2 separate regions of the Mus musculus genome follow, and region 2 is linked to region 1. The links are chromatin loops, found by intact Hi-C in ENCODE. Cell type or tissue: heart. All regions are shown on one strand. Links, peaks and the distances in the headings refer to the core of each region. The heading gives the core; the rest is flanking DNA. Region 1 has its middle 38 kb from the start of Csf2ra. Region 2 has its middle 23 kb from the start of Gm7102.

Evidence for each region. Peaks named below come from ENCODE experiments on the same cell type or tissue, not always from the same donor. Only the 100,000 strongest peaks of a DNase experiment are listed, where the experiment ranks them.
Region 2: a loop joins it to region 1, with 6 times the contacts of the local background. A loop is called at or near these places in 22 of 42 quality-filtered maps.

What each region holds. Positions count from the first base shown.
Region 1 is chr19:61,260,891-61,272,108 of GRCm38, reverse strand. No RefSeq gene overlaps it. Among named protein-coding and RNA genes, the nearest start is that of Csf2ra, 38 kb to the right of the region's middle. In heart, for the core only: a CTCF peak has its summit at 6,296 (motif pointing right); DNase peaks (open chromatin) are centred at 5,258, 5,623 and 6,578; H3K4me3 peaks cover 1,295 bases; H3K27ac peaks cover 946 bases.
Region 2 is chr19:61,193,559-61,204,776 of GRCm38, reverse strand. No RefSeq gene overlaps it. Among named protein-coding and RNA genes, the nearest start is that of Gm7102, 23 kb to the right of the region's middle. In heart, for the core only: no CTCF peak of the experiment used is centred there; a DNase peak (open chromatin) is centred at 5,206; H3K4me3 peaks cover 742 bases; H3K27ac peaks cover 429 bases.

The sequences.
Region 1 (11,218 bases), core at 1,882-9,881:
TTGGATCTCATGGAGGCATTTCCTCAACTGAAGCTCCTTTCTCTGTGATAACTCTAGCTGTGTCAAGTTGACACACAAAACCAGCCATAACAGTGCAAAATTGAAAATAATTAACTAAAAGGCATCAGGTTGCATTCTCTGTAGTTTTTGCACACAGCTCACTATCAGCTCTTTTTCCCGAGTAATTTGACATTCAGAAACTATCTAACACTTCTTCACTGTACTTCCAATATTCATAGCTTTTCATTAAAGAACAGACAGAGTGAAATGTCAATCAGTTGGTGTACAGAAAAGATGTTGAAATTTTAATGTGCTAATATAAAACATAAAAGAAATAGCTAAAACTCAATATCAGTATGTCTAATTTTTTCTCAGATGCCATCCTCTGGGTGCAGTGCAGATTGTGGTCCTGGATTCAGAAGATTGTGGAAGGAGGGAATGGCAGCCTGCTGTTTTGTTTGCAGCCCCTGACCTGAAAATGAAATTTCTAATGAGACAAGTGAGTGTTTGCTGCTCTGATAAATCCTCCAAATATATATTGCTCTTGTACCACACTGGGATAATGAAGTCAACTAAAAGGCACCTGCGAATATAAAATATGTTATGGGCCAGGAGTGGTGGTGCAAGCCTTTAATCCCAGCACTTGGGAGGCAGAGGCAGGCAGATTTCTGAGTTCGAGGCCAGCCTGGTCTACAAAGTGAGTTCCAGGACACCCAGGAACAGAGAAACCCTGTCTCGAAAAAAAACTAACTAACTAACTAAATAACTAAATAACTAACTAGCTAAATAAATAAATAAATAAAATAAATTATGTTATGGATCTAATTTACTAGTTTTAGATATAAAAACCATTAACAAAATCCTGCTAGAAAACAACAAACACACATACCTTGTGTCTTGACCCACATATTGACTCATTGCAAAATCATGGCAGTCCATCACTGGAAAGAGAGGCCCATTGGACTTGCAAACTTTATATGCCCCAGTACAGGGGAACACCAGGGCCAAAAAGGGGGAGTGGGTGGGCAGGGGAGTGGGGGTGGGTGGGTATGGGGGACTTTTGGTATAGCATTGGAAATGTAAATGAGCTAAATACCTAATAAAAAATGGAAAAAAAATAAATTAAAAAAAATCATGGCAGATTACATTTTCACAAAGAAATACTTTAGAAAATAAAACTGCAATTTGAGAGAATTCTCCATAAGATGTTCACAATAATTAACCTATTGTAAAGTTTCATGTACATTCGTTTTTAGTCACAATTTTTAAGAGTATTAATTTAGTCATATTTCATGAATATATCTGTCCTACAAATCATTATGCACACCATGTACATATAGGAGCCCATGAAGAACCAAATATTAAGTCAAATCTACTGGACTAAGTCAAGAGACTGCTAGGTACACAATCCATGTTCTCTGTAAGATTATATAGAAGACTAAAGTAGTTGCAAATTTATTAGAAACTGCTAAGTATGTAATATTCAGAAGGCCATGTTCAAAGCCAGATGTGATATGAATCCAGGAAATAGGGGATAAGAGTTGACCAAAAAGGTAGAATATAAGACGAGACTCATAATCAGTATATTACATACCACACCCATTATTAAAACAATTATCTAGGGTTTGCAAAATGCAAAAAGTTTATGGTTAGTTTTTCAATTATTTTGCCTTTCATTCTATATAATGAATTAAAATTTTTATTTAGTTATGTATTTGTGTATTTATTTATTTGTTATATGCAAGTACACTGTAGTTGTCCTCAGATACTACAGAGGAGGGCATCAGATTTCGTTAAGGATGGTTGTGAGCCACCATGTGGTTGCTGGGATTTGAACTCAGGACCTTCGGAAGAGCAGTCGGCACTCTTAACCACTGAGCCATCTTGCCAGCCCAAATTAAAAATTTTAAAGACGTATCATGCCTGGTGAGATAGCTCAACAGTTAAATCATTTGTTGTTAAACTTTACAATCTGAATGTATTCTCATGATGCATGTAGTAAAACCAAGCAACCTACTCAGAAGATGTTTTTTGAAGTCATGCATTTCTACATACATTATGCTCAGAAATAATTTTGAAAATATACTGAAATTGTTTTAGGTGTAAAAACAAAGAAGAATTGATACTTAACATCAAAAATTACATCCATAAAAATAACATAAAAATCAATTGCTTAAATGTGTGGGATGGGTCACACATGTACAGGTACACATATGAGGAAAAATATCCCTGTAGTTGCACCTATCTGCACTTGTGAAACACCTGACATGGGTGCTTGGATCTGAATCAAGTTCTCCGTTAGAGCAAAATATTCTATTTATAGCTAACCCAACTTAGGCTTTTAGGCAACTTATCAAATAATCGCTCTCCACAAATGCATTGATCTAGATAAGAATTCTGAAACCCAAGGAAGCACATCAACATCCTCTGAAATGACATGAAATGTAAGTGCAATCACAATCACAGTTCCTATTGCTGCCGTGCTTAGTGTTACAACTTAGGAATGGAGTACTATTGCTGAGACAAACCATCTGGCTTACCACTTTTGCTCGAGGATTCCTCTGTTATATTGCTCATAAAGTTCCTCAATACTGATTTCATCCTTGAGTCCATTCATAGACAATGACTCCCATAGGAGTGGAGATGAGGCAGGGATGAAAGTGCTCAGCTGTAGTCTCCCCTCCCCCAGCCTGAAACCTGCTTGCTCAGGGGTGGAGCTTGCCGCTCAATCGTTCTGCTACACCCACTGCTCGAGCTTTGCTGTTCCGAAGCCATCACGTGCTCACCTGCAACCTTACTCCTAGTTTTTTGGCGGGAATCGGGCCCCTCCCCCTTCCTTCATAACGGAGTGCCTGAATAGTAAAAATTGAACCTTGTGCAGAGCCTTGTCTTGGTTCCGTCCTTATCTCGCGCAGCCTAGCCCCTCTTCTCTTCCAGGTTTCCAAAATGCCTTTCCAGGCTAGAACCCAGACATGTGAGCTGCTGGCCGGTCACAACACTCAGCATTCCAAGTGAAGAAGGAATCAAGGTGAAGGACTTCTCAGTACAAAGTGTCTACAGAGGTTTTTGTTTCCTTCAGTCCTAACATTAGTATTAGAACCAGAACTTTTGTTTACTTATTGCCAGGTGAAGATACATTTGAGGGCTTATTTCTTTAACGTTTTCTGCTTTTCTTTTTTTTCTTTTCTTTTCTTTTCTTTTCTTTCTCTCTCTCTCTCTCTTTGGTTTTTGGAGACAGGTTTTCTCTGTACGTTTTCTGCTTTTCAATTATTAATATTATATCACCTCTCATTGTCCAACTTCCTATGACAGGAATCACTTAAACTCAATAGTGCAATTGTTACTTTTACATGAACATATACATAGAAATATATACACATATTCACATCATCCATCTACATAGCATAAAAAAAATCTAATTAATATCCAGAAGATGTCCCAACCGGTAAGAAGGACACATGCTCCACTATGTTCATAGCAGCCTTATTTATAATAGCCAGAAGCTGGAAAGAACCCAGATGCCCCTCAACAGAGGAATGGATACAGAAAAGGTGGTACATTTACACAATGGAGTACTACTCAGCTATTAAAAAGAATGAATTTATGAAATTCCTAGCTAAATGGATGGACCTGGAGGGCATCATCCTGAGTGAGGTAACACATTCACAAAGGAACTCACACAATATGTACTCACTGATAAGTGGATATTAGCCCAAAACCTAGGATACCCAAGATATAAGATACAATTTGCTAAACATACGAAACTCAAGAAGAATGAAGACTGAAGTGTGGACACTATGCCCCTCCTTAGAATTGGGAACAAAACACCCATGGAAGGAGTTACAGAGACAAAGTTTGGAGCTGAGACGAAAGGATGGACCATCTAGAGACTGCCATATCCAGGGATCCACCCCATAATCAGCTTCCAAACGCTGACACCATTGCATACACTAGCAAGATTTTATCAAAAGGACCCAGATATAGCTGTCTCTTGTGAGACTATGCCGGGGCCTAGCAAACACAGAAGTGGATGCTCACAGTCAGCTAATGGATGGATCACAGGGCTCCCAATGGAGGAGCTAGAGAAAGTACCCAAGGAGCTAAAGGGAACTGCAACCCTATAGGTGGAACAACATTATGAACTAACCAGTACCCCGGAGCTCTTGACTCTAGCTGCATATGTATCAAAAGATGGCCTAGTCAGCCATCACTGGAAAGAGAGGCCCATTGGACACGCAAACTGTATATGCCCCAGTACAGGGGAACGCCAGGGCCAAAAAAATGGGAATGGGTGGGTAGGGAAGTCGGGGGGGAGGGTATGGGGGACTTTTGGGATAGCATTGGAAATGTAATTGAGGAAAATATGTAATAAAAAATATTTTTAAAAATCTAATTTGATTTCTCCTAAGTGCATCTCTTAAGGGAGCTTAAGCTATGTAGTATTGACAGGACTCTCATGGAGAACAGAATGGCTCACACCCTACTATTCAGAGATATGTGCACAGGTCATGTTTCTTTTATAATTGATTGATTTGTTGATTGGTTGATTAATGTTTATCCACATAAATGTTCAGACTCATAGATGTATGCAAAACAAAAGTATTCCTGATGCCAAGGATAAATGACTGTGTCAGATAACGTGGAAGTCTGAATCTCCATCTCTCAGCATCAGTTGAATGTATGTAGTTCTCCACTTAGGTGTGTGGACATGTGAACATTTCCCCCTTCCTATGGCATGCCAACTGGTCATGTCATTTTGTAAGTCTTACTTAGGTGACTCACCTGTTAAGTTGTCTCAGGTGCAACTCCACTATTACAGAGAAGACGCTGTTTCTCAGCAGGCAACTTAGTCCTCCAGATTTTACCATCTTCTAGTCCCTTTACATGTTCTCTGAGCTGTGGGTGCAGGGGCCATGTTGTGTGTATATCACATGGGTTCGATGAGGGCGGGAGGGTGGCCGGCGGGCGGGTGGCAGCGAGCACCAGAAAACAACAAACCCCAAGCGGTAGTGTTTTTAAAATGAGACCTAAATGGAGTGGAACTGAGATCGCGAGCCACCCTCCTCTTCCACCGTGCTTAGATGCTCCCTTCCCCTTACTGTAGCCCCTTCCCCTAATTGTGCCTGTTCCCTTGCCCCGCTGACCGATTCGCTAGCCACGTACTTTGACTTAGAGAGTGATTTCGCCTGTTTTCACAGCTCCCTGTCATACATTCGTTTTTGGGTGTCTGAGTCCAGCCCGCGTTCGCTATGTTCGGGTGGGACGATGGGGACCGTTTGTGCCACTCGGGAGAAGTGGTGAGTGGGTACGCTGCTCCATCATGCGTGCGTGAGTGTCGTCCCCCACCCCTTCCCCTTCCCCGCCCCCCCCCCACCCCCCCAAGCTAGGGAGGACCGTCGGGAGAGACGGAATAAGTGAGTGAATGTGGCGGCGCGTGAGCGATCTGTATTGGTTTGTTTAGTTGATCCAGACCGTTGTTGACGGGCGACACCTAGTGTTGACAAGTTTCCGCAACGCTCCTGCCTTCTCCGGTTGGTGACACAGGACAGGGAAGTGCCTGCGATGAGGCGGCCAGGGTCGGGCAAGCAGGCGGGTGCATCTCGGAGATAGAGAGTCTCTACCAAGGAGGTTGTACCGGGAGATCTACAGGGCAGGGGTTGTTGCTGTACGCCCTATTAGGAAAAATGGTAGGGTTGGTGGCAGCTTGATCAGGTCGACCAGAAGGCTCAAGTCTTGCCCCTGCCCCAGAGATTTCTTTTTTCCTTCTCCCCTAGCACCCTTTCTCCAGGAGTCAGTGAGCTCTGGATTTCTGAGGCTGAAAGGGTGCTATGGCCCCGACTTGATAGATGACATGGAAAGAAAGAAACCAAACACAAGCCCACTAGATGACAAGTGACAGCAATCACAGCTGAAATATAACACACACACATACAAATTCTGTCATAAAATCCAACGTGCCTTCATGATCAAAGTTTGATAGTCAATAGTACTAGAAGAAAAATATGTCTGTAAAATAAAAGCCAGAACCTTTTCTGCTTTGTCTTATTTTGCTTCAAAGTAGGGTTTCTCTTGGTGTACCTCAGCAGCCCTGCCTGGAATTTGCTCTGTAGGCTTGGGTAGCCTCAAACTTACAGAGGTCCTCTCTGCCTGCCTGCCTCTGCTACCCATGCAGCTGGGCAGAAGCTACAATCTTTTTTCTTTTCATTTATTGGTTATTATTATTATTAGTTTTCAATGTATGTATTTGTGTGCTCTATCTGCTGCCTATATGCCTGCATGCCAGAAGAGGGCACCAGAACCTAGGAGAACCCACCATGCAGGTCCTGAGAATTAAAAGAAGAAAAAAGAAAATTCTTATCACATAGAGGGTAAATATCTGGCCGGCTCTTGTAGTGCTGTTTAAGGCTTACTGTAAATAATAAAAATTGTGTGTCTTTTATCCAAAAACAGAATGAACGTGTTGTGCCTGTGTGTCTGTTTCTACTTCCTTGTTCTGTCACTCAGTTGCACATTGACCTCACCAAGATGGAAGACCACATGTGGATGGCAGCCATCTTGTCCACTGACAGACCTCATCAAGATGGAGGTGGCTGGCCATCATGTGACCTACTGTTCCAGGTTGCTTTTGTTTCCAGGCTGCCTTTACCAGCCTCTAGGTGGCCCAGTTTGCATGTGCAAAGCTCATGACAAGGAAGCTCCCAAAAACAGCCAGAACCCTAGACCATCCACAGACAGCCTCATGGTTTTTTCTCCTGCTTTTGTATAATACGTTAAAATGCCAGACCCTGAATCAGTCATTCTAAATTCTTTTGGTTAATTTTAATTAAAATGCATAATAAAAGATAAATATAATCAGTCATCCTGGAACTCCTTTGATGTAACTCAGTCTGTAGACTAAGCTAGCTGCAAAATTACAGTGATCCACCACCTCCCTCTGCTACCACCACTGCCTGGTAAAAGCTAGAATCATAGAAAGAAAGGGGAAAGAAAAAAAAGATAAGAATCTTAGCTGGTCATAGTGGTGTACAACTTTCATGCCAGCATTTGAAAAGCAGAAGCAGGCTCTTACAGGTTACAGTCTGGTCTACAAAGTGGGATCCAAGACAGCCAGGACTGCTTACACTAAGAAACCCTGTATGAAAAAAATAAAAATAAAATTTAAAAAGAAAAGAAAAGAGAGAGAGAGAAGAAAAGAAAAGAAAAAAGAAAGAAGATAGAAAAGAAAGAGAAACAGGAAGACTTAGGAGATAGTTTTAGTTGATTCGTGATATCATTTCTCTTCATAGGCAGGCAGGCAGCCATACTTGTTTGGTTTGGTTTGGTTTGGTTTGGTTTGGTTTGGTTTGGTTTGGTTTGGTTTGGTTTTCAGGAAGTGTAGCCTAGGTCATATACAAGCACAGGCACAAGAAATAAATAAGGATCTCTGAAACACAATTCTGGGGGGGGGGGTGCTAGCTTGGCCATGGAGACACACACACACTAATAAAATCAGGTCGTCAGGCATCTTGGCTAGCAGGTGTGTGTGTGTGTGTGTGTGTGTGTGTGTGTGTGTGTGTGTGTGTGTGTCCATCTGTCCCTCTGTCTGTCTGTCTGTCCCTCTGTCTGACTGTCTGTGCAGAACTGCATATGTCCCAGTACTTATCAGTCAGGGCCACAATTCAGGTTCCAGAGCTGAACTGTGACCTAGAGTGAAGATCCTACAGGGTTTCTATGCCTAAAATCCACAAAACATCTATACCAAGTTATTCCACCAATCTGGACTTAGGGATAGGGGAATTCCTTAGAAACATATCTTTGTTATATACTTATCCTGCTCCCATTAGTTGGGGTACTTGACTGTGGCAGGGGGACTTGCCTTGTCTAACATTCATGTCTTAACTTGCAAACCAGGAAGTCAGTTGCCCACATACAAGTCTCTTTCTTCCAAGTAAGATGTCAGTTCCCTGGGAGGCCTTGGGAACTTACACTTTACTCACTCACACCCTACTCAAAATAGAAGTCTGATTCCAAGTAGTCTCTGCACTGAATAGGTGCGGGTGTCTCTCTTGTGTTGGGGGTCCATCCCCAGGGCAGCTTCTAAGAGCAAATGCCAGAAAAGTGTATACATGGGTGGGTGCAGGAAATGCTGCTGGGTGGTTGGTTTGGGTCCAAGCCTTTTGCAGATAACTATAGAACAAAGGAAGCCATTTGATCGGCTTTTATCATGATTAGTTTCTGAGGACACATCCAATGAGAATATGTAATCAATTCTGGCAGTAACAGCAGAAACAAGCTATGAGAAAGTGTCCTTATAATAGTAGTTAACAGTACAAAATGGCAGGCTAAACAGGTAAGAGATTACCTAGCCCTTAACTAATCTGACATAGGCCTTCACATTCCATCTAGGCCTTAATAGTTTCCTCAGTCCTTAACATTCCATCTAGGCCTTAATATTTTACCTATACATTAACAGCCAGCAGCTTTGTCCACTGAGCCATTGTACATGCATGCATGAATGTAATGCATGTAAAGATGGATGAATATCTTTTTCTGTATTCGTTCATTTATGAGAGACAAAGTCTTTCTACATGGTGAAAAAAACATACAAGACAGAAGAGGTAGCCCCTCAAGTAAGGAAGTGCGAGTGCATGGGTTGGTGAGCAGGGGTGGGGGAAAGGGATAGAGTGGTTTTGGAGGGGAAACAAGGAAAGGGGATAACATTTGAAATGTAATAAAGAAAATATCTAATAAAAATAATAAAAAAAGAAAAAACTGGAAAAAATACACTAAATTGGTGTAGGGGGTAATGTAGAATATCAGGGTGCTTTTTGTTTTCATTTCCATAGCGACTAAGGACTTTGAATGGTTAAGATCTAAATTCAAGTGATAGCACATTCTAGTGAGGACTTGGAGAAAGAGGAACACTCATCCATTGCTAGAGGGATTGCAAACTGCTACAACAACTCTGGAAATCAGTCTGAAACTTCCTTAGAATATTGAAAATGTTTCATTCAGAAGGCCCAGCTATACTGCTCCTGGGCATATGCCCAAAAGATAATCCGCCATACCATAAGGACATGTGTTCCACTATGTTCAGAGTAGTCTTATTTGTAATAGCCAGAAGTTGGAAACAACAACCCAGATGTCCCTGCTCAACAACACACCCACTCGCTCTTCCTGGCCCTGGCATTCCCCTATACTGGGGCATATAACCTTCACAGGACCAAGGGCCTCTCCTCCCATCAATAACCGACTAGGCCATCCTCTGCTACATAAACAACTAGAGCCATGAGTCCCACCATTTCTTTGGTTGGAGGGAATTCTGGGGTACTGGTTAGTTCATATTGTTGTTCCTCCTATGGGGCTACAAACCCCTTCAGCTGCCTGAGTCCTTTCTCTAGCTCCTTTATTGGGGACCCTGTGCTCCATCCAATGGATGACTGTGAGCATCCACTTCTGTATTAGTCAGGCACTGACAGAGCCTCTCAGAAGACAGCTTTATCAGGCTCCTGTCAGCAAGCTCTTGTTGGCATCCACAATAGTGTCTGGTTTTGGTGGTTGTTTATGGGATGGATCCCCAGGTGGGGCAGTCTCTGGATGGTCATTCCTTCAGTCTCTACTCTGAACTTTGTCGCTGTAACTCCTTCCATGGGTATTTTGTTCCCCCTTCTAAGAAGGATCCAGATATCCACACTTTGGTCTTCCTTCTTCTTGAGTTTCATGTGATTTGTGAATTGTATCTTGGGTATTCTGAGCTTCTGTGCTAATATCCACTCATCAGTGAGTGCATATCATATGTGTTCTTTTGTGATTGGGTTACCTCACTCAGGATGATATCCTCCAGATCCACCTATTTGCCTAAGAATTTCATAAATTCATTGTTTTTAAGAATGTACCACATTTTCTGTATCCATTCCCCTGTTGAGAGACATCTGGGTTCTTTCAGCTCCTGGCTATTATAAATAAGGCTGCTATGAACATAGTAGAACATGTGTCATTATTACATATTGGAGCATCTTCTGGGTATATGCCCAAGGGTGGTATTGCTGGATCCTCCAGTAGTGCTATGTCCAATTTTCTCAGGAACCACCAAACTGATTTCCTCTATATCTTGTTCTGAGTAGACCCGCTTCATGTCATCCCCACCACCATTTGTTGTCCTTGCCCTGTCTCCAGCTCCAACCACTCTGCCAAACCTCCCCTTCCTCTGTCTCCCATGATGCAGTGAACTTGCACCTGGACCTGTCCTTCCTAAAGGAGAGGTTGGAGTTCCACTTGTGCTATGTCACCAAGGTGAGGGATGTGCTCACCTGTGGACATGCACACCAACAGTTAGGCCTACAGCCACACCCACAGACAAGGACACAGCAAAGACCAGACCCAAGGCCACACCCACAGCTATACACATCGTACATGCCCAAATGAAGCCACACCTGTCATGTTAACTCTCTATAGCCTCATTCTGATGTGCTTGGTGACCCTCCATCTTGACCCTGTGGTCCCACCCTGACCCTCCTGCACTGACAGTTATACCTGTGACCCCACCCTGACCTTGTGATCAGGATCTTCTATACCATGAACTGGTCATGGTCCAGCAGGATTATGTGCCAGGAGCTGGGGCAGAACAACTTCTTGGAGGTGGGTGGGGCCTCAGGGACTTCCTGCTGTGGGTGGGGTCTCGGGGACTTCCTGCACACACTGAACAAGGCCCATCAGTAAATGGTAGAGTGAAGCATGGCCAGCAGAGGGGTGTGGCCAGGAGGGGCATGGCCACAATTTTGTAGTGTCTCCTAGTAGTAGTGGTCATAGAGAGGTGTAGCAGAGTGACATAGGTCCTCTACACCATGGGTATGCCTCAAGGCTTTGTCAGCAGTGGGGCATAGCCCACAGTAATGTGAGGTACTGGGTGTTGCCAGCACTTGTGGGCATGTTCTGTGTTCAGGGAAATTGGTCTGAAGTTCTCTTTGTTGAATCTTTGTGTGGTTTAGGTATCAGAGTGATTGTGGCTTCATAGAAGGAATTGGGTAGAGTAACTTCTGTTTCTTTTTTGTGGAATCATTTGAGGAGTATTGGAATTAGGTCTTCTTTGAAAGTCTGATAGAACTCTGCACTAAACCCATCTGGTCCTGGGATTTTTGGGTTGGGAGACTATTAATAACTGTTTCTATTTCTTTAGGGGGTATGGGACTGTTTAAGTAATTAATCTGATCCTGATTTAACTTTGGTACTTGGCATCTGT
Region 2 (11,218 bases), core at 1,297-9,296, 67 kb after region 1:
AGACAGAGAGCTTTAAAGAACAAGGAAGGCAACCTTGCAGTGTTATTCAGATGAAGATAACAAAAGCATATTGGAATTCGTACATTTCTTATGCCCTCGATCTGTGATCACTGTTATTACTTTTATTAAGCAAGGATAGGGTCAGAATCCCTACACTCTGAATCTATATTTTCAGTGAAATAGCTACTGTTGTAGTAACTCATTCTGGTCCCTGGATGTCCTCCAACTTCCTCTGTAGACGAGTCTGGCCTAAAAACAGATATATGCCTGCTTGTTAAAGGTATGCTACCATGCTTGACTGAGATTCTCATTTTTTATTATTTCAGGTTCTAGTTCTTGCCAGAAAGTGGTGGTGGTAGTGGTAGAAGACATAGATGGATCTCTGTGTTTGAGGCTAGCCTAGTCTACAAACCACATTTGAGGGCTGCCAGGGCTACACAAAAAGAAACCTAGACACAAAGCAAAATGAGGCAAAATGATTCTGGTCTCTATTTTATAGAGACATAACCCATCTAGTACTATTGGCTATAGAGCTTTGATCATGAAAGAATATTGGATTTTATTAAAGAAGTTTTCAATGTTTTTGTACCTCAGCATTCACTGCTTTTCTTTCTTAAGGTAGGGACTTAGAGCTATAAATTTCAGCAGTGAACATACTGCTGTCCTAGTACACAGTGCAAAGCAAGTTCTGGTGGTTGTTGGCAGTTGGGATAGGACAAGAAAAGCTTGGGTGCTGATTTTAAAGTCTTTTGTATCTCTCTCAATCTTTCTCTCTTTCTCTTTCTTCTTCACAAGGTTATTGAAAACTTTTGAACTGTGATCTACAAAGTATCTGTATCATAGCTTCATAGTCAACATATTCCCTCCATACCCAAAGACATAGAAAGTCAGACAGCTAGACTGCGATACACACATTCACACAAACACACACACAACCATGTGCACATACACGTGTGCACACACACAGACACAGACACAGTGAGAGACAGAGAGGGGCAGCAGAAGAACAAACAATAAAAAAAAAATATCTCCATGGAATTAAGAAAGAAAAGCAAGCCAACATGGGTGTGGTGGTACACTCCCTTCATCCCATTTTTTTTTCTTTTTTTGGTTTGTTTTTTTGAGACAGGGTTTCTCTGTATAACCCTGGATGTCCTGGAACTCACTTTGTAGACCAGGCTGGCCTCGAACTCAGAAATCTGCCTGCCTCTGCCTCCTGACATCCCATCATTCTTGAGGCTGAGGCAGGCACATCTCTGAATTTCAAAGTCTTCCTGGCAGATAGAACCCTTTCCTAAGAAACACTGTTTTAAATAAGTAAACACTAAGTAAACAAGAAACTAATGTGTGCGCGCACACACACACACACACACACACACACACTAAACAAACAATGAGGACTGAATGGCATGGAGCTTCCTCTGTGGCACTGAAACCCACATAGACTTTGGGTGTTACCTACTCACCACACCTCCATCATATGCCTGCACTATCACGCATACACACATACAGGTGCCTGCTTTCACAGCAATACACATAGACAAAGAGACAGGCACACACACAGATACATTTAGAAACTGACTAGCAATAAATCAAAACCAAAAAACTTTCTGGGTTCAACGTTCAGCTGCCATTCTGGTTTATGTTACATGGTTGGTTACATCAACTGAGATGGCATTGAAGTCACATGGTTAATTCCATCTTGGTGGAGTTAGCAATCAAGATGATTGCCTTTCGCATGCTGCCTTCCATATATATGAGGTCAATGTTCAATAAATTCACAGAAAGAGAAAACAAATACCCACAAAGTCTTCCTGGGATGAAAGAATGGAAAGGAATATAGGAAGAGAAGAAGAAAGAAAAACAAAGGGGGGCATAGTGGTGCATGCCAGCACTGGGGAATAATATATCCATAATAATATATAATAATAATATATCCATCCATATACACATACATGCATGTATGGTGGCTTAGAGTGAAAAGCTGCTGGCTGTTAAGGTCTAGGGAAAACATTAAAGCCAAGATGGGATGTTAAGGTCTAAAGAATATATTAAAGCTTAGATGGAATATTAAGGCCTAGGTAAAATGTTAAGGCTTAGTTAAGAATAGTTAAGGCTTAGATAACTCTTACCTACTAAGCCAGCCATTTTGTGCTGTTACGATTATTACAAAAAAAAAAAAAAACTTTTCCTTATGTTGTTTCTGCTTGAACTAGGAAACATTCACATGCCCAAGTTCATTCCATATTCTGTTAGTTCTGTGCCCTTGGAAACCAATCACAATAGAAGTCAGGTAAACTGCTTTGTTTATAGTTACCCACAATAAGCTTGAACCTGAACCAACCAACCAGAAGCATTTCCTGAACCCATGTATAACGTTTTATGGTGTTTACTTGCTTTTATAAGTTCCCCTGGAGATGTACCACAACATAAGAGAGATACCTGCACTGACAAAAACAAGCAAACAAAACAACGAACACACAAACAAAAACAACAGCAAACCTATTTGGGATAAAACTTCCATTTTCAGTAGGATTCCAATAAAGTGTAAGTTCCCAAGACCTCCCTGGGAAGTGATATCCTACAGATGGCAGTAGAGACATATGCATGGGTAAATGAAATCCCTGTTGGTGAGTTAAGACATGAATGTTAGACAAGGCAAGCCCCTTGCACAGTTGAATACCCCAATTAATGGGAGCAGGATATGTGAAGATCAAAGACATGTTCCTACAGAAATCTCCTATCCCTAAATCCAGATTGATGGAATAAGTTGGCACAGATATTTGTGGATTTTAGACATAAAACCCCAGTAGATGCTTAACTCAAAGACACAGTTCAGCTCCAAAACCTGAATTGTGGCCCTGATTGATAATTCCTGTGTCAGGCCTAGGCCCCAATGCTGGCCAACATGCCCGTTGATCTGATTGTATTGTGTATTTTGTGTGTGTGCATTTGTGGGGGAAGCCTGCCTGCCCACCTTCCTTCCTTACTATCTGCCTGGCTACCTGACTCTCTGTGTGCCTGTGAACCCTGTGCATGTCTGATGCCTTCAGAAGCCAGGTGAAGGGGTCAGATCTACTAAAATTAGAGTTATGGATGGGATTATTTATTTTTAGGATTGCAAATTTCTTGTGCCCTTGATCCATGTGTGCCAATTCCATTACTTTTAGTAGGCAAGGATGAGGTCAGAATACCTAATGTCTGTAATAACTGCTGGTGTAGTAAATCACTCTGGTCCCTGATTCTCCAAACTTCTGTGGTATTCACTGCTACAGCTTTGCTCAGTCTCTCCTTCAAAGTCAGATAAAAGAGACATTCATGGGAGGCTGTTAAAATTGTTTCATGCACTCTCACCCCCACATGTGTGTGTACATGCCTTACTTATTACCCACCCCAGGTTTGTGAATCAAAGATCTTTGCTTATTTATTTCTTGTGTCTGTGCTTGTATAGGCACTAGACAACATTCCTCAAAAAACAAACAAACAAGAAAACAAACAATTTGTCTGTTTGTCTGTCTGTCTATCAACACTAGGCAGAGAAACTCCATCTCAAATAAACCAAAATTAACTACTATGCTGTCATACAGAAGGAGTTTGAGAACTATTAATTATAGTTATCTTTTATGCCTTTTAATTAAAAATAACAAAAAATAAAATGATTGGCTTATTTGTCATTTAAAACAATAGACCAAATATAGATCAAATCAGCCCTGTCCCACCTCTTCAAAATGATCCATTGTACTGTTTCAGACTTATGTCTGAGGAGCCTCCTAGTTATGTGAAACAATAGCAACACAGATATGTGGTAGAAAACTTTAAGTTCAAACTGGGTTCTTACCCCACCTTGATATTTGCATTTTGGATAAAAGACAAACAACTTTTATTATTTACAACAAGCCTTAAACAGCACAAGAAGAGCCAGCCAAATATCTTTGTTATTAGAATTTACTCTTTTACTGCAATTCTCTATTTATTACATTATATTTGGGCTGTTTTAAACGTGAATTTCTCAGTAAAGATTCTAGCCTTAGAGACTGGAGATACTCAGACAGCAAGAGACCCGTCTGCTGCTCTTTCAGAATCTTGAGTTCGATTCCCAGAAGCCACGTGGTGGGTTCTAATAGGTTCTGGCACCCTCTTTTGGTATTCTGTAATATGCAGGTAGACTCCTGCAAATAAATTACAAATGGGAATTTTAACCATCTCATTGCTCTTTTAATTTGCTCTAACTCAGCATTTAATCTTCCAAAGGGGGGCCAGGCATCAGTGGTGGCAATAAAGCCCAGAAAGTAACAACAAACTCTAGGGGGCTAAGTGTTTTTGAAAAGGAGACCTAAATAATGTGGAACAGGCATCTTTGCCTCCCTCCTTGCACACCCTGTTTTGATGCTGTTGTGAGACCCCGACTTAAAGCGTTTCTCCCTGAAAGGTAAAGCCTCTAAACGTTCCCCCAAGCTTGTTTTCCCTGATCTCTAAAAATATAGCCAGAAAGAAGCTCTTTGTTCTCTATAGCCAGCAAAAAAGCCTTTTTGTTTCTATACCTTACAACCAGAGATGCGATAATTGTAAAAAGACCTAGCCTGGCTCCCTGTGCCAAGGACACAGAGATAAACTCCACAAAGAAGAGCTACAAACTCACTCCCCACTCCTCATGCCTTGTAATTTACCAAGGACACCTGCCAGAGAAGGGCTGTAGCCAAACTCCCCCAACTCCTCACGTTTTCCTTTAAAAGCTCCCTACTGTTACCGCTTGTGGTCGAACTCCCCTGCCCAGCACGGAGCAGCTAGCTGACAATAAAGCCTCTTGCAGTTTTGCATCAGGTGTGGTTTTCTCTCGAGTTATTGGGGTGCCGGCCAGCTCATCCTGGGACTTTAGCGGAGGTCTCCCCAGTTTGGGGGTCTTACACTGTTCCCCTACGTTAGTCACGTACTTTGACTTAGAGAATGATTTCGCCTGTTTTCACAGCTCCCTGTCATACTTTCGTTTTTGGGTGCCCGAGTCCAGCCCGTGTTCGCTATGTTCGGGCGGGACGATGGGGACCGTTTGTGCCACTCGGGAGAAGTGGTGGGTGGGTACGCTGCTCTGTCATGTGTGCGTGAGTGCCCCGCCCTGAGCTAGGGAGGACCCTTGGGAGAGACGGAATGAGTGAGTGAATTGTGGCATGAGAGATCTGTATTGGTTTGTTTGGTTGATCGAGACCGTTGTCGGGCGACACCTAGTGGTGACTCGTTTCTCCAACTTTCCTTTGCCCCAGTCTATGAGGACAGGAAGTCCCTACCTAGAGCTGGCCAGAGTTAAGGAGTCCCAGCAAGCCAGCACGTGCCTCCTTTGTCCTGGAGATGGTGTCGTGTTTGGGTATATTCACTAACAGAGTGAATACTGGGAGATCTATGTGGGGAATGTTAGTTGCTGTGCTCCCTGCTGAGACAAATTACAGGGGTGGCGGCACTTGATCACGTCAACCAGAATTCTTAAATTCTGCCCTGGAACTTCATGTTTTCCTTGTCCCCTCCTGTTCTGTCCCTGGAGGCAGGGCTCTGGAATTTTGAGGCAAAGAGGATGATGTTGCCCAGGCTTCCAAGCCATTGGAACCCAGCCCTGTCTCCCTGGAGCTTCAATGTCTTTTAATTCTTTTAAAATTTCTCCAGGAGCTCCTTGGTCTCTGGGGCCAGGGCTCTAGATTTTGGGGGCTGAGACAATGCTGTGGCCAGGGCATTCTAGAACGGTCCTGTCTGTCTACATCTACTCATGGCTATGATGCCAACTGACTTTTCCTTTGAGGTCCATTCTCCTGTTTATGGGGACTTTTTGGGGGGTGGGGGTGGGGAGGGCTCTGTTCCAGACATGACTCCCGGGTATACCATGTGGTGTGGTCTGTGAATTTCCTCCCCATACCTGTTATTGTTTTGATCTTTGTAATTGTCCATATTATACCTGGAGAATAAGTGGGAGGTCCCCGGTGCCCCCCACCCCGTTCCCCGCGAGGGGTCGGGGTGGGGTACGCCGGCCTCACGGGCCGCCAGTGAAATACCACCACTCATCGTTTTTTTTCACCGACCCGGTGAGGCTGGGGGGTGGGGGGAGCCCCGAGGGGCTCTCCCTTCTGGCACAAACTCCGGGGACAGTGCCAGGTGGGGAGTTTGACTGGGGCGGTACACCTGTCAAACAATAACACAACTGTCCTAAATCGAGCTTTTGGAGGACAGAAACTCACAAATACACTGGTGGGTGTGGCAGTGCTTGCAGGTAGGCAGGGCTGCAGGGGACCCAGTCATATGGCAGTGAGACACACCATATGAGAAACAAGACACACTAACCCTCTGAGAAGGGTCAGAAGAATAGCAGCAGGTGGGAGAGACCACAGTAACGGTGGTCAGCAATAGCAGGAGACTGGACTGCAGCCAGACCTGACAGAAAACAGAGGAGAGTGGAAGCTCATTTACTTACCTGCTGTTTTAGGTTTTTTTCTTCCTTCCTTCCTTCCTTCCTTCCTTCCTTCCTTCCTTCCTTCCTTCCTTCCTTCCTTCCTTCCTTCCTTCCTTCCTTTCTTTCTTTCTTCCTTCCTTCCTTCCTTCCTTTCTTTCTTTCTTTCTTTCTTTCTTTCTTTCTTTCTTTCTTTCTTTCTTTCTTTCTTTCCTCTTTCCATTGTTGTGCTGAGACACTCAGACTAAAGCAACTTCTAAAAGATAATATTTCAGTTCAGGGATCACAGTTCCATCACTATCATGGCTGTGAGCATGGCAGCAGGTAGGCATGTACTGTAGTAGTAGTAACTGAAAGCTTGTAGCCACTTGGTTCACAAGCAGGAGGCAAAGAGAACTGAGAATGACATGGGCTTTTGAAACCCCAAAGCCTGTTTCAAAGGACACACCTTCTCCAACAAGATCAAACCTCCTAACCCTTTGCAAACATTTGCATCAGCTTAGGAACAAGAATTTAAATAAATGATCCTACGTGGGCCATTCTCATCCAAACAACCACACCTGTAAAGCCAAAGACTTAGGATTGTTTTTAATTGAAATTGTTTATAAAATTCTGGTGAAGGCCTGGGAACATAGCTTAGACTTATCTAACATGCTCAATGCCCCAGAGAGTCCACTTCTAGACCTAAGTGACATTATGTGACCTTATCACCAAGTTATTTTGATTGGTAAATAAAGATGCCAATAGCCAATAGATGGGCAGGGTTTAGGGTTTCTGGACTTGGGGTTGGAGGAGAACCATGAGGAGTAGGAGAAGAAGGGGAGGGGAGGAAACCACCATGGATTAGGTGATTTATGAAATAATGGCTATGTGGATTGGCTAATTGGAGTTAAGAGCAGCCCAGACAAAGCATGGCAAGTTATATAATAGTATTATTGACTGGAAAATAGACATAATAGCATAGAGGATAGATATCTGCCCAGCTCTTGTGCCTTGTAAGATTTATAAGTATAAAGGTCATATGTGTCTTTTATCCAGGAACTAAATGGTCAAAGGTATAGTAGAAACCCCGGATTGAGATGAAATATTTTCTACAACACAAAACTGAATATCAGTTCCTAGAATTACAATGTTCTCAGACCCACACTAGCATAAAAACACAACCAGTAAAAACACAACCAGTAACAGTGTGGGCAATATATCTCCACTAGAGACCATCTACCCTACACAGAAGGCTTTGAATGTTCCAACATGGCTGAAGCACAAGACTAAGACCTCTACAAAGAATTTACAAACATGACAGAAATCCTTAAAGGGAAAAAATATGTGAAAACAAAAACTGTGGAATAAAAATGAATAAAACACAGTCCAAGGCCTGAAAGGGAAAACATAATCAATAGAGAAAACCTAAACTGGGAGAGATTTGGAAATGAAACATTTAAGAACTCACATAGGGCCCTCAGAGGCAGACCTTAACAACAAAATACAAAAGACAGAATATAGAATCTCAGGCATTGAAGAAATGATAGGAGAAATAGATACATAAATCAGAGAAAATGTTAGGTCCAAAAGAAAAATTGGTTGAAATAGAAGGAAAAGGAGAAAGAAAAGAAAAAAGAAAGAAAATCCAGGAACAAAACATCCAAGATATATAAGATATTACTACAAAAACAAACAAAGAAACAAATACAAGGATAATAAAGTATAGAGGAAGGAGGAAAAGACACTCAGGTCAAAAAATTCTCAACAAAGCTATAGAAGAAAATATCCTTAACCTAAACGAGAGGCTTGTCAAAGTAAAAGGAGCATACAGAGTATGAAACAGCCTGGACAAGAAAAGAAAGTCCCTTGGGCATATATTACCCAAACACTAAATGAAGAGAACATAGAAAACATATTTTTTCTTTATTTTTAAACATTTTAAAAGATATTTCCTTCATTTATAATTCAAATGCTATTCTAAAAGTCCCTTATACCCTCCCCCTGCCCTGCTCCCCAACCCACCCAATCCTGCTCCCTGGCCCTGGCATTACCCTATACTGGGGCAAATAATCTTTGCAAGACCAAGGGCCTCTCTTCCCAGTGATGGTTGACAATGATGTATCTTCTGCTACATATGCAGCTAGATACATGAGGACAGGAGGTACTGGTTAGTTCATATTGCTGTTCTTCCTATAGGGCTACAGACCTTCAGCTCCTTGGGTACTTTCTCTAACTCCTCCATTGGGGGCCCATTGTTCCATCCATTAGATGACTGTGAGCATCCACTTCTGTATTTGCCAGGCACTGGCATAGCCTCACAAGAGACAGCTATATCAGGGTCATGTCAGCAAAATCTTGCTGGCATATGCAATAGTGTCTGGATTTGGTGGTTGATTATGGTATGGATCCCCGGATGGGACAGTCTCTGCATAGTCCTTCCTTCTGTCTCAGCTCAAACTTTGTCTCTGTAACTCTTTACATGGGTATTTTGTTCCCCATTCTAAGGAGGGATGAAGTATCCACACTTTGGTCTTCCTTCTTGTTGAGTTTCATGTGTTTTGCAAATTATATCTTGGGTATTCTAAGTTTCTGGACTAATATCCACTTAACAGTGAGTGCTTATCACGTGTGTTCTTTTGTGATTGGGTTACCTAACTCAGGATGATATCCTCCAGATACATCCATTTGCCTAAGAATTTCATAAATTCATTGTTTTTAATAGCTGAGTAGTACTCCATTGTGTAAATGTACCACATTTTCTGTATCCATTCCTCTGTTGAGGGACATCTGGGTCTTTCCAGCTTCTGGCTATTATAAATAAGGCTGCTATGAACATAGTGGAGCATGTGTTCTTATTACCAGTTGGAACATAGAAAGCATATTAAAACCTGCAAGAGGGAAATGTCAACTAACATATAAAGGATGACGTATTAGAATTGCATGTTAATTCTCAATGGAGAATTAACCCTAACCCTAACTCCTAACCCTAACCCTAGCCCTAACCCCTAACCCTAACCCCCAACCCTAACCCTAGCCCCTAACCCTAACCCCCCAACCCTAACCCCCTAACCCTAACCCCCTAACCCTAACCCCCTAACTCTAACCCCCCTAACCCTAACCTCCTAACCCTAACCCCTAACCCAAAGACTTTCCCCATGGGACCAGCTGGAGCTCCCCTCCAGCCCCCACGCCCCCGGCTAGAGCCAGCCTTTGGTCCCCTTCTGCTACTTCCAGTGGCACCTGAGACCCAAACAGCCCCAGCCTCCTTGTAGGCCCCGAGACTCCCGAGACAGCCCTGGCTGTTCTGGGCCTCAGACTAAGCTTTCCCATCTCCAGAGAGGTGTCCCAGGGCTGCCCCAAGGCCAAACACCTGTCTGGCAACAGGCTGGGGTAAGCTCAATCAAACTTCAGAGTGGACGAGTGACCCACAACCCTACAACTAACATCTTTTAAAATATATATTTCATCTCTGCTACCCCAGCCCCAGTCGGGGAAGTTCCACTTACCCTGACTCTCACAGATCTGTGTGCCTTTAGGTCTGATCTTCTTCCCTGTCAGGGTGATCTGTGACTCCTTCTACTCTTCCAGTTCCTCATCTGTGCAAATCTCCAAGTCCCACCTTACTCTACCTGCCCAGCCATTGGTTGTTGGCTCTTTATTGATTGTTCAAAGACCAATTGGGGACAAGGAAGGACCTTCAAAGTGTGGACAGGAGGATTCCTGATTTTGGGGGCTGGATTAATTCAAAGCATTAGAACCAATCCCTAACAAATCTACAGTAAAATAATTTTGGTTAAAAACATTAACACTCTAGAAGTCTCACTACATCAGTACCATCGTTCTACATTCACCAACCTTAAAAACACCTTCTTAGACCCTCTAACACTTTCTCAGAGCTTTCATATCCTCAGACCTCCCATAAACTTTAAACTTTACACTTTTTTTCCTATCCAGTTATTCATCATGAAACACAGATGGTTGATGGATCACTTACTATAAAATGAGTTTCTTTAGAAAAAGGAAGGTAAAAAGTTACGTCTTTTTTTCTTTTTGGTTTTTCGAGACAGGGTTTCTCTGTGTATCCCTGGCTGTTCTGGAACTCACTCTGTAGACCAGGCTGGCCTCGAACTCAGAAATCCGATTGCCTCTGCTTCCCAAGTGATGGGATTAAAGGCATCCACCACCACTGCCCGGCAAAAAGTTACTTCTTTAACTAGTCTAGTCTTCAAACTCTTCAGAGACCCGAGAAGAATAGATTTTACTTGAGTACGCAGGAAGTATAATTCAAAAGACCCGTGCATCAATTAAAGTAGCAGAGATTTACCAGTTACCTAGATGGTCACCCAACTAGGATGGCTTCATTGGGGACATAGGTCCCACAGCAAGATCAGTCTTTGGCTGCCAGGCCTGGCAAATCTGACAGACCTTCCTGTGGAGGAGAAACTTGAGAGACTGACCTTACTTTGTCTTAAGCAATACAAGGCATGTCCTGTGTCTTATTTGTCCATAGTTTGGGCAGGGTCCTGGCAGTGGGTAAGGCATTGGGGCAGTTATGCAAACTCATCAGTGTACCACAGTCGAGGTGGAGTCCTTTGTTGTTATGCCCACATCTCCTTGAGACCTTGAAGGGTCCCTGCTAGGATTTGGGAGTCTCTGTCATGGTGAGTTTAAGCATCTTAAATGCCATATTCAGCAGGTTCTCTGACAGGTTTGAGGGCTAGTACCTACTAAACATATCTGAGTTAAACAACCTTTGTCTGTTTTTAGTTATCTGCTCTAAACTGTACCTGTATGTTAAAATAAAGAGCCGTT